Linked DNA regions of Homo sapiens: region 1 is linked to region 2. A link is a loop called in an ENCODE intact Hi-C map of the cell type or tissue named here. Cell type or tissue: A673. All regions are shown on one strand. Each heading gives the region's core, and the rest is flanking DNA. Links, peaks and the distances in the headings are about the cores only.

The links. Peaks named below come from ENCODE experiments on the same cell type or tissue, not always from the same donor. Only the 100,000 strongest peaks of a DNase experiment are listed, where the experiment ranks them.
Region 1: it touches region 2 in a loop (2.9-fold over the local background); 1 of 110 quality-filtered maps calls a loop at or near these places.

Annotation. Positions count from the first base shown.
Region 1 is chr10:33,416,533-33,421,916 of GRCh38, reverse strand. No RefSeq gene overlaps it. Among named protein-coding and RNA genes, the nearest start is that of NRP1, 85 kb to the right of the region's middle. In A673, for the core only: no CTCF peak of the experiment used is centred there; a DNase peak (open chromatin) is centred at 2,386.
Region 2 is chr10:33,472,385-33,477,768 of GRCh38, reverse strand. No RefSeq gene overlaps it. Among named protein-coding and RNA genes, the nearest start is that of LINC02628, 130 kb to the left of the region's middle. In A673, for the core only: no CTCF peak of the experiment used is centred there; no DNase peak of the experiment used is centred there.

The DNA of each region.
Region 1 (5,384 bases), core at 212-5,211, 56 kb after region 2:
AATTGCTGGAACATTCCTATGGTTTGTGGGAAGACTTGATAATATATTTGAAATCAAGTGTGGCTTAGAAAACCAGAAGGTATATTTGCCCAAAGAGGTCACACACAGAGACCTTCCCAAATAGGAGATGATCTTCAGGGAATCGTTACCTCCCACCCAAAGAGAAGAGCCTCCATGAGATTTTCTAGGAATAGATGCCAGATCTTTGCTCTCTGCAGAGTATATATCCCTATAATTCAACTCTATTTAAAATTCCACTCCACCCAGTAATTAGCTATTGAGTACTTTCTTCATCCCAGACCTATGCTACCTGTCATGGAGGAAAAAAATTTTTTTTTTAATAAATAGCAGTTGTTTTTAGTATTTTGAAATCATAATCCCTGAAAATCCTTACCTCCTGGCAAAAATGCCACACCTCGTATGGAACAACATTAAAAAAGATTTTTGAGAGGAATAGCTGCTGAAATATTTGGGCATTAAGATAGCTCGATCTTTCATTTGGCTTAATTTTCAAAGTTATCTGGCTTTCTTAATGACTTAAAAATAATGATTTTTCTTCCTGCTTACAAAGTAATTCAAATTTAAAATAAGGCCACAGCATGCAAGTAGAAAATGAACACCATTCAAGAAATCACCACCTGCTGGGACCCCCTTGAGTCTTTTTCCCCGTATATATGTGGAGAAGAGGGTGACGGAGAAAAGGGGGTGGAGGTTAATGGAGGTAAACAGATTTGTTTCTCTTGATGATCTTCAAATCTTGCTTTTCTCTCTGGATCAGTATCTGGGACATTTATTTAAATTCCAGCATCCCCAGGCCCCCACCATGAGACCCAAATGGTTATTTTCTTGAATCTCAGAAATGTTTGATGCCGCTTCAGCAATAGGCTTGCGCATCTGTGCCTCTTGAAGCTATCTATTATGTTCACTTCTAGATTATTGATCATTTTATTTATCAATTCCCTGCTCATATGAACCTCTAGTCCTAGTACACAAATCAGAATCAGGAACTTCCCTTCCTGTGGAATCTTCTTGCATCGATTCTGCCTTTAGCTGCTGATAAGAATAGGATAGGGGTTGCCTTTGTTTCTCCAGAAAAAGGAGAGGTGGCCCTGGCCATCTGGGTGTCATTTACTCCAAACATTTACCTCTGATTCTCTAGACATTTCGCCCATTTTCTTTTTCTTTCTTTCTTTCTTTCTTTCTTTCTTTCTTTCTTTCTTTCTTTCTTTCTTTCTTTCTCTTTCTTTCTCTCTCTCTCTTTCTTTCTTTCTCTCTCTCTCTTTCTTTTCTTTCTTTCTTTCTTTTCTTTCTTTCTTCTTTCTTTCTCTCTCTCTCTTTTTCTTTCTTTTTATTGGGTGGGAGAGGGGGCTGAGTCTCATTCTGTCACCCAGGCTGGAGAGCAGCGGTGTCATTTTGACTCACTGCAACTTTAGTCTCCTGGATTCAAGCGATTCTCCTGCCTTAGCCTCCCGAGTAGCTGGGACTACAGGCATATGCCACCATGCCCAACTAATTTTTGTATTTTTAGTAAACACGGGGTTTCACCATGTTGGCCAGGCTGGTCTCAAACTCCTGAACTCAAGTGATCCACCCACCTCGGCCTCCCTAAGTGCTGGGATTATAGGTGTGAACCACTGCTCCCAGCCTCCTCCATTTTCTTTGCAGCGCTTGTCTATTTCTTCTCATCCTTTCTTCCTCTGTCACACTGTTTTCACCACTTCCTCTGTACTTTCAAAATCAGCCCTCTGTTTGCCTTGCCCAAATCTTGTCTCCCTTCTATTCTGCCTTCCCTGTAGTTATTTGTAAAGTTTCATTCGTGTTGACATGTGAAAATTCTGACTTTTGTCCTATGTTGTATCTGTGAGCTCTCCTTATCCTCCCCATTATCTCCTTACTATAATCACCAAAGATTTATTCCTTTAATTTATAAAAAGCAGATTCTACAAGCCTCATGAATCAACCGAATGCTCTGGAAGGTACACAGGTGTAGAGGCACTGAAAACAAAATCTGGATGATACAGCCGTCTGCTAAACTCCCAGGTAATCGTACTCATGTTCTTCATGTTTTCACCTCCAGTGAAATTTGGCCCTGAAGACATTTCTTCTACATTTGTGGAGTAAACGGAGTCATCCCATGGGTATAGCAATCCCCTCTGCCCTCGATTTCCTAGACACATCCTCCCCTAAGTCTTGACTTTTAAATGTTTCTCCTCATACATCAAATAACCAACCTAAAAATGAACCCTGTTTGTTTCCTTTTTAAGACACCTTCTTTCCCTTCCTGACTGTCAATAACACCTCCCCGCCTCCCAAACCTGGGGGCTTGCAATCATCTATTATTCCTCCATTTCCTCCTCTGGCCACACTCATTCCCACGGGACCCTCACTCCACTTCCTGAACAGAAATCTTACAAACCGAGTGCTTTCTTTCTCACTTCCACTGTGTCTCTAGTTTAGGCTGAAATAATTTCCTGCTGAATCTGGATAGGACTCCAGCTTCCTCCTCCTAACTCTCCTGCTTATCTCTTCTCATTCTTAGGAATCTAAAAAGCTCACTATCAAAATTATTTTCTTTTCTCAGCCCCTGCCATACTCTTCACCCCCTCAGATGTATTCCATTCATGTGGGTTTTTTTTTTTCTCTTTTTGATTTCCAGATGGATTTTTCATCTCTCAATATAAAATTCAGCGTTTCACAATATTTGTGTGACCCTCCTTTTTATATAAAATGCTTTATATCACAGTATCTGGGTAACCTACCTTTTTATCTCATCTTCTGCTACTCTTTATCCTCCATACCCACCTTGCTATTAGCAACTGGCTCTCACAGACCTCCTATGACGGTGTCTTTAACTTCAAGATTCATTTCATTTTAATGCTTTTTTTTTTTTTTTTTTTTTAGATGGAGTCCCGCTTTGTCGCCCAGGCTGGAGTGCAGTGAGACGATCTCAGCTCACTGCAACCTCCACCTCCCAGGTTCACACCATTCTCCTACCTCTGCTCCCGAGTAGCTGGGACTACAGCCGCCCATCACCACACCAAGCTAATTTTTTATATATATATTTTTTAGTAGAGACGGGGTTTCACCATGTTAGCCAGGATGGTCTCGATCTCCTGACCTCATGATCTGCCCGCCTCGGCCTCCCGAAGTGCTGGGATTACAGGCGAGAGCCACCGTGCCCAGCCCATTTTAATGCATTTTAACTTAAGGCTTGAGCACTATGTTGTACAGATCCTATGCACTATACATCCCCTTCCGGAACAGTTTTGTTACAAATAACAAAGAAAGATGCGTTAGACTTTGTTACTACATGGCAAACGATTTCTAAACACTTCTTGTTTTGAATCACGACAAGCCTGGCCACAAGACATCATGGTTACAATTACATTAAGAATACTTTATGACCTTGGACATGAAATGGGAAGTGGGACAGCCCTAGAGTAGCCTTGAGGAAATGTTGTGTTCTGGAAACTGCTGTGGGGAAAACATGAAACATTTCCTAAGACCCAGGTAAAAGCAGAAACAAGAGAAAATCTGCCTCAGCTGTTTCCCAGGGAGTTTTCATGCACTGAAAACCATGAGTGTCTCTGTGCTCACTTAATGGAGAAGGTGCTTGGAGACCTTGGGATAATTTGTCTAACTTTGATGGAGTTGGATTGGTGCCTGATTGAAGCACAAGGACTGTGGGCCCGGCAGCCTGCTTTCTGAATTCTCTCCCTTGGTCTTGGATATTGTCTTGGTGGTGTTTGCAATAATACTTCAGCTGGAAGATCATTTTGGATCTTATAACTACAAAACCCTGTCTAACTTTAAAACTCTTGTATTCATAATAATCAATATGGTGCATTGACTTTCTCCCCACCTCTTAGGTATTATCGTGTCCTTTAATGCAAAGATGCATCAAAATGGCTGATGCTGTACATCCGTCACGATTTAATGCTCTTGTTTTAAATGTGACTTCCTGGAAGAGACTGTTCGAATGCTGCCCCAAGCTGGTCCCCCTCAGACCACTCCTGGGAACTCTGTCACAGTTGCTTGCACGGTTTTACCTCTTGGATTTTAATACATATTAGCAAAATCTAAATGAGATTTTTTCATTGAGCTAATTTCAATTTCTTCCTTAAGATAGGCAGGAAAAGCAGCATGAGGTTTTGCCAGCTGCAGCTTCAGCGCTTTGATGGAAGGATGCAAGCTCACTCTTTATCTCTTTATGGATCACAAAGGCCTGGACTAATTAGTACTTATTAGAAAGCCGATTAGAAATACATTTTATTTCTCCATGTGGTGTAAATGGAACATGCCGAGGCTGGCTGTGGACGGAGATGTAGTCTACAGTACTATTGCAGACGTGGGGCCTGCAGAGCTCCACATGTACAGTTGGGGACGTTCACCAGATAGCTCTGGGAGCATGAGATTCTCTTTCTTTAACCCTAACAGGATCCAATGCTATGCAAGTGCTAGTATCTACATGCTTTGGACAATGAATACCTTTTCCTAATTTTGATCTACTATTCCTTCTATATTTGATCTAATTTCTTTTCTATTGCATTTCCTTTTCATTCTCATTTTCTTCATTCTCAACCTGGTACATTCTGGATTTTGTTTAATTGATGACAGACACCAACACTTATACACATGCATCATCTATTTTTGAGAACCCTCCATCTTCTTCTCTAAGAATCTCCCTATTCGGTTATCCAAAAGTACACAATTAAGGTTGATATATCTCCCCTACCCCTTTAGACATTCCATCCTATACTGACCTTAGCTGTGCTCCTAATTTTTTCCCAAAGAGTCTGCTGACAATTAACTTAGCTGATGAATGCAAAGAATGTAGGTACATATTCCTCTACAAATTTTCCGTTCACCCAATAGATATTAGAATGCTAATGACTATTAAATATACAATTTATTATATATCCTAAGTATGCATGTATGTATCCATCCATCTGTCCATGCATCCATCCATCCATCGATCATCCATCCATCATCCATCCATCCATCCACCATCCATCCATTCATCCGTCATCCATCCATCCATCCTTTATCCATCTATCCATCATCCATCCAACTAGCCACTATCCGTTTTTTCTCCTATATACAAATTGTAATAGCAACCTATCTCCTTATTTGGCTTGGGAGATTGAGAGTGAGATGCCTTTTCCCGTGAAATACTTTCTTTTGATTCAGACTCAAGTACGTAAGCCATTTCTGGCCCTCCACTCATGACAGGAATCTGCAGGCATTTATATATGTGCCACCTCTCTTGTTATTAGACTAAATGCTTCTTACTAGCCAGCACTGTGCCCATTTTGAAATGGTTATCATAAGCTCAGTAATCTCCATGTGGACAAAAGATAGTTGCTAATTGTCCAAAGTACTTG
Region 2 (5,384 bases), core at 201-5,200:
TTATAGTCTAAGTGAAAGTATTAGGTTGGTGCAAAAGTAATTGCCATCAAAATTAATGGCAAAAACCACAATTACTTTTGCATCAACCTAAATAGTTAGCCAGCAAACTGAAAGCTGGATGTTGGTTCATTTCTCCTTTCTGTACATGACATAACTTGTTTACTTTTTCTTGTCTCATTTAAAGAAAATGTCCCCTATCCCATCCCCCTCTTCCCCAAATCCTTATCTCTCTGTACTAAACAAAGCAAACTTCAATTTCTACTTTTTACATCCCTACCCCATCCGTATCTCAACCCCCTTTTAATTTTATTTTCATAATTTAGTCATCACTAGAACCACAGCTTTTCTCCTGGTAGATTACGTTTTTTCAGAAACTCCTCACGGACTTTGGCTAATTCCAAACTCACTCATTTCTTTTTCTCCACTTAACAATCGATATTTGTAAATACTTTCAGATTTTTATCTCTGTTATTTTCCAGACCATTTCATGGAAGGAAATTGGCATTTTGATCTGAGTTTTTTCGATATGGAATTGAGAGGAACTCAGAAGTAATAATCTTATTCAAGAAACACAGGGCTCAATTGCAAAAATTAATTAAAGCTATCATGTCCTCTCTTTAGTCATTCAGCTGTGACTGGGTTTAATGACCTGGTGTCTGCCATTGGCCACGGTCCTGGAAATGCGTTAAGGGAACAGGAATATTCTTGCTGTGTCAAGCTGTAGGACAAAGTGCTTGGGGAAAAGGAGGCAGGGCTGTGTGGCAGTAGATTTGGAGTGGCCAGCATTAGGAACTGTTCAAATTTCCCTGCATGAGATTTGTTGGTGGGCAGGGAGTATTGGTGAAGTTCGAAGTCCGACTACTCGAAATGACTACTTTGGATCATTGTCTGGAAGACATAGAGAATAATGATTAAAAATACAAGCTTTTGGCCTGGCGCAGTGGCTCACGCCAGTAATCTCAGCACTTTGAGAGGCCGAGGCGGGCGGATCACGAGGTCAGGAGTTCGAGACCATCCTGGCTAATACGGTGAAACCCCGTCTCTACTAAAAATACAAAAAATTAGCCGGGCATGGTGGCAGGCGCCTGTAGTCTCAGCTGCTCGGGAGGCTGAGGCAGGAGAATGGCGTGAAACCGGAAGGCGGAGCTTGCAGTGAGCCGAGATCGCGCCACTGCACTCCAGCCTGAGCAGCAGAGCGAGACTCCGTTTCAAAAAAAAAAAAAAAATACAAGCTTTTAAGCTGGGCTTGGTGACTCACACCTGTAGACCCTGCTACTACTCAGGTTGAGGCAGGAGGATCTCTTGAGTCCAAGAGTTCAAGGTGACACTGCACTCCAGCCTGGGCGACAGAGTGTGACCTTGTCCTGAAAACAAAAACAAACAGGCCGGGCACAGTGGCTCACGCCTGTAATCCCAGCACTTTGGGAGGCCGAGGCGGTGGATCACTTGAGGTCATGAGATCGAGACCATCCTGGCTAACACGGTGAAACCCTGTCTCTACTAAAAATACAAAAAATTAGCTGGCATGGTGGCGGGTGCCTGTAGTCCCAGCTACTCCGGAGGCTGAGGCAGGAGAATGGCGTGAACCCGGGAGGAGGAGCTTGCAGTGAGCCCCGAGATCGCGCAACTGCACTCCAGCCTGGGCGACAGAGTGAGACTCCGTCTCAAAAAAAAAAAAAAAAAAAAAAAAAAGCAAGCTTTGAAATCACACAAATGTAGGCTTGACCTGTGACTCTTACCACTTGTAACCCATGTAATTCTTGATTAGTAAGTTGCATAAATTCCCTGTACCTCGATTTCTTGCTCTGTAAAATGGCTTAATGGCACCTACCTGAAGCCGCAGTTAGAAGGATTAAATGAGGTAAGGTGTATAGTGCTAATTCATAAAGACAGATTAATCAAGGATGAGTATTATCACTATTACCTTTATGGTTGTTACCTTATTTCTTAGTCCATTCAGTACTTTTGCAGAATTAGTCAATTATATCCCAATTCTGAGAATGCCATCTCCCACGACTCACCAAATCTCATGGGAACTTCTACCTTCTACAATTGAACTCTGCAGTAGAAGAGGACAAAACCCTGGCTGTGAAGGGAATAGCCAATGCACACACATGGATGGCCGAGGACATTTCTGGCTTCTGTTATCTCTCCAAGTCTAACATTTGGTAGGATCACCCCCACGGACTCCACAGTCCCGTTCCTCTGCCATAGGACAGAGAAACTAGTAATAGTCTGGTCCCAAGAGTGTCCAGCAAGGTCCTGCAAGGATATTCCAAAGTCTAATGGCCTTTTTGGAGAGATCCTCTGGTCTTTGTTGATTATTCGGAGTTAAGAGTTCGTGGCTCTTAGTAATAGTGGTGGTAATAGTCACTGAAGATTCTCTTGTTCCTGTAGTTTTTGATAATTTAATTGGCATCATTGGTGCAGCATCTCAGGGAAGGTACCCACGCTTCAAGGCAAGAGGCATTTTCAAGGATAGTGGCCTTGGGCTGTCCCATCTTTTAGGTAAGTTAGGGAAATTCAATATCCCAGTCAAAGGCAGCTGAAATAGGAAAGCAATGTTCCATGCCAGCTGAGGTCCCTTAATGGACAGTGAAAAAATGAGGAAGGCAGGAGAAGGGATGATAATAAGTATCAAACTTAAATAAACTGGAATATTAGAGCACAACTTCATTCTGCTCTTCATTTTTCACTGAACCAGGTCACCCCTTCCTAATTATGACGGAAAACTATTCAACCATGGAATTACCACAGCATTTAAAGACTGTTGCGTTTAGGGGCTGCCATTGTCCTGTAAAAATCTGCATGTGGAATTGAGCTCTAAGCCAAGGATATTTGACCTCTACTGTACCAAGGGCTCCATTTGCAATCTCCCAGAAGCCCAGTGGTGGTACCTGATTTGCATGGCTATTTACATAAATCTACATATGCATAGTTTGCAAGTTTGGATCATGAGTTGATTATGTCTTGTTTGCTCTAAAAGTTTACAATTAAAAGTAAGGGTGAAGGTCATAGCTATTCAAAGGAGAAAACATTTGTTGTCCAAGGAATTTAAGAGTCTCTTCCTGAATATGCCTTTTACATATGAGGATACAGTCGCTTCTCATCCTTTTAGATAACTAAGGTCAAGTGTAGTACATATGAGGATGTAACTAAAACTCAAGTTCTTTGGGAACTGAAAAGCCCTTTGACACTAACTGTGGTCAGTATTCTGACTTCTGCTTCTGCAAGGCCATAATGTCTTGTCTTACAGGAATGAGAATCTATCAATTGAAGGTTGAATATTCTTTTAAAAATATTATTATTATAGACTGAACACTTGCCCACAAAGTAAGAACTTACAACCTACCACACGTAGATCACCTGCCACACATTAAATAATTAGAGAAAAATAGAAGAGAAACTTTAGGTTTCCTGGCCCTCCCTATCATTTGGGAATTCGAGGCTGGATTCCATTCTAACTAAAGTCACCCCTGAGGATTCACTCTTATGTCTCAACTCCACCCCACCCCTGACATCAGGTGGCCAGTTTTTAGTTTTTTCTAATATGAGAGATTTACATGGGATTTTTTCTTTAACACAAGAGTCTTCCCTTGCCTTTGTGTCATTTTCTGGAAGAGATAGGACATAGTAATTTTAAGAATACAAGGTTTGAAATCACACAAATGTAGGCTTGAATTCTAACTCTACTACTTGCACCCTGTGTAATTTTGATTGTAAATTTCCTTAAATTCCTGTGTCTTGGCTTTCTGCTCTGTAAAACGGCTTAAAGGTACCTACCTCAAACAGTAATTAGGAGGATTAAAGGAGATAATGTGTATAGTGCTGATTCATAAAGAGAACTCAATCAGGGATGAGTGTTATCACTATTACGTTTATGCTTGTTACTTTGTCTTTTAGTCAATCCAATAGTTTTGCAAAATTAGTCAGTTTTATTCTAATCCAAAGAATGTCACCTCCCACTGCTCACCATATAGATTAGAAACTTCTACCTCGCCAATAATGGTAACAATTTTTTTGGCCTCTGAATAGTAATCTTATTTTTTATGTTAAGAAATCATTTTTAAAGGACTTAGACTACATTTCCATAGAGCAGAACTCTGGAAATTTCTATGACATGATCCCACTTCTCCTGCATGATCACCTCTCCTTCTCTGACATTTCTCCATGACTGAATATGGAACTCTTTCCCACTGTCTCTCACAGGGTTCAGAGCTGGGATCCTTCTTCATCCTTTAGTATGAGGGCACTCTCATGGTGTTTTCTTCATCTTGTAGAATTGGTAGAGTTATTGGACCTATTATTGTGTACTGACCCTAAACTCCCCAAAACAAGTTTTTCCCATCAATTTTTTGGCTTAACTAACCAGGAACTGTCAAAATGAAGTTTTAGTGTATTTCTCACTGTCCGAAATGGTCTTCTATGTAAATGGAAGAACCAGAAGCATGCCATGAGATTCCAGAATTCCTAAGGAAGAGTGTTCAGATTATAGCCTTTCTAGACTCTGATTTATATTGTAAGATAGACTTTAGGTACAGTAGATCCTTGAGATTTGCCAGAGATACAAACTAAGAAACTTGAAAATTCCAAAGTTTATGTTCAGATGTTACTGCATGCACAAAGATGCGTAGAGAACAACAAATCCTCATTAAACTGTAGATGTTCAACAGTGGCCTAGTTTCTCTCACCAGGAAGTGATTTCCTCCTGCATGTCATGGGATCTAATTCATGCCCAACAAAAGTAAAAATAATTGAAATCTCTTGCAAACAGTTGAAAGTATGGATGTTAGATCTATAAATTCCAAAATTCTGCTTTATTGAAGGGGTTTTTCAAAGGTGAAAATTATTTAATTTCAATATGGTGGGACTTAGGTTATGCCTTGAAATAGGTTAGGGCATGAAACCAAAAAAAAAAAAAAAAGGGCAGTGTGCATGGAACAATACAGCGAAGATAGAGGAAAGAAAAGAGTGGGATAGAGAATGGTGCTGAAATGGACCTCAGGAATAGAGTTTACTTTCTGAAGCTCTCATTTGGCATAAACCATTCTAGTGCTCAACAATTATTTTATTCTCCAGATTTCATATAGATAACTAGCCAGAAATTCAAATAATAAAGTTTAAATTCATCCTCTAGTGTTCCTAGCAGAGCCAGATCAGCATACTTGTACTAGGTGTGGAGTAGACATTCAATTATATGACAATGGTGGCAATCAGTCATCAACCTCTGTGTAAATGTTACGTGTGTAGATTGTTATGAAATTATTTTTCAGCCTCTGTCCTTCAGAATTAAGCATTTCAGTGCCTTTTAATCTTTTTTCCTGGGTTTCATTTTCTACTTGTTAACTTACTTGATTCCTTACTGAAACTACATGGACAGTACT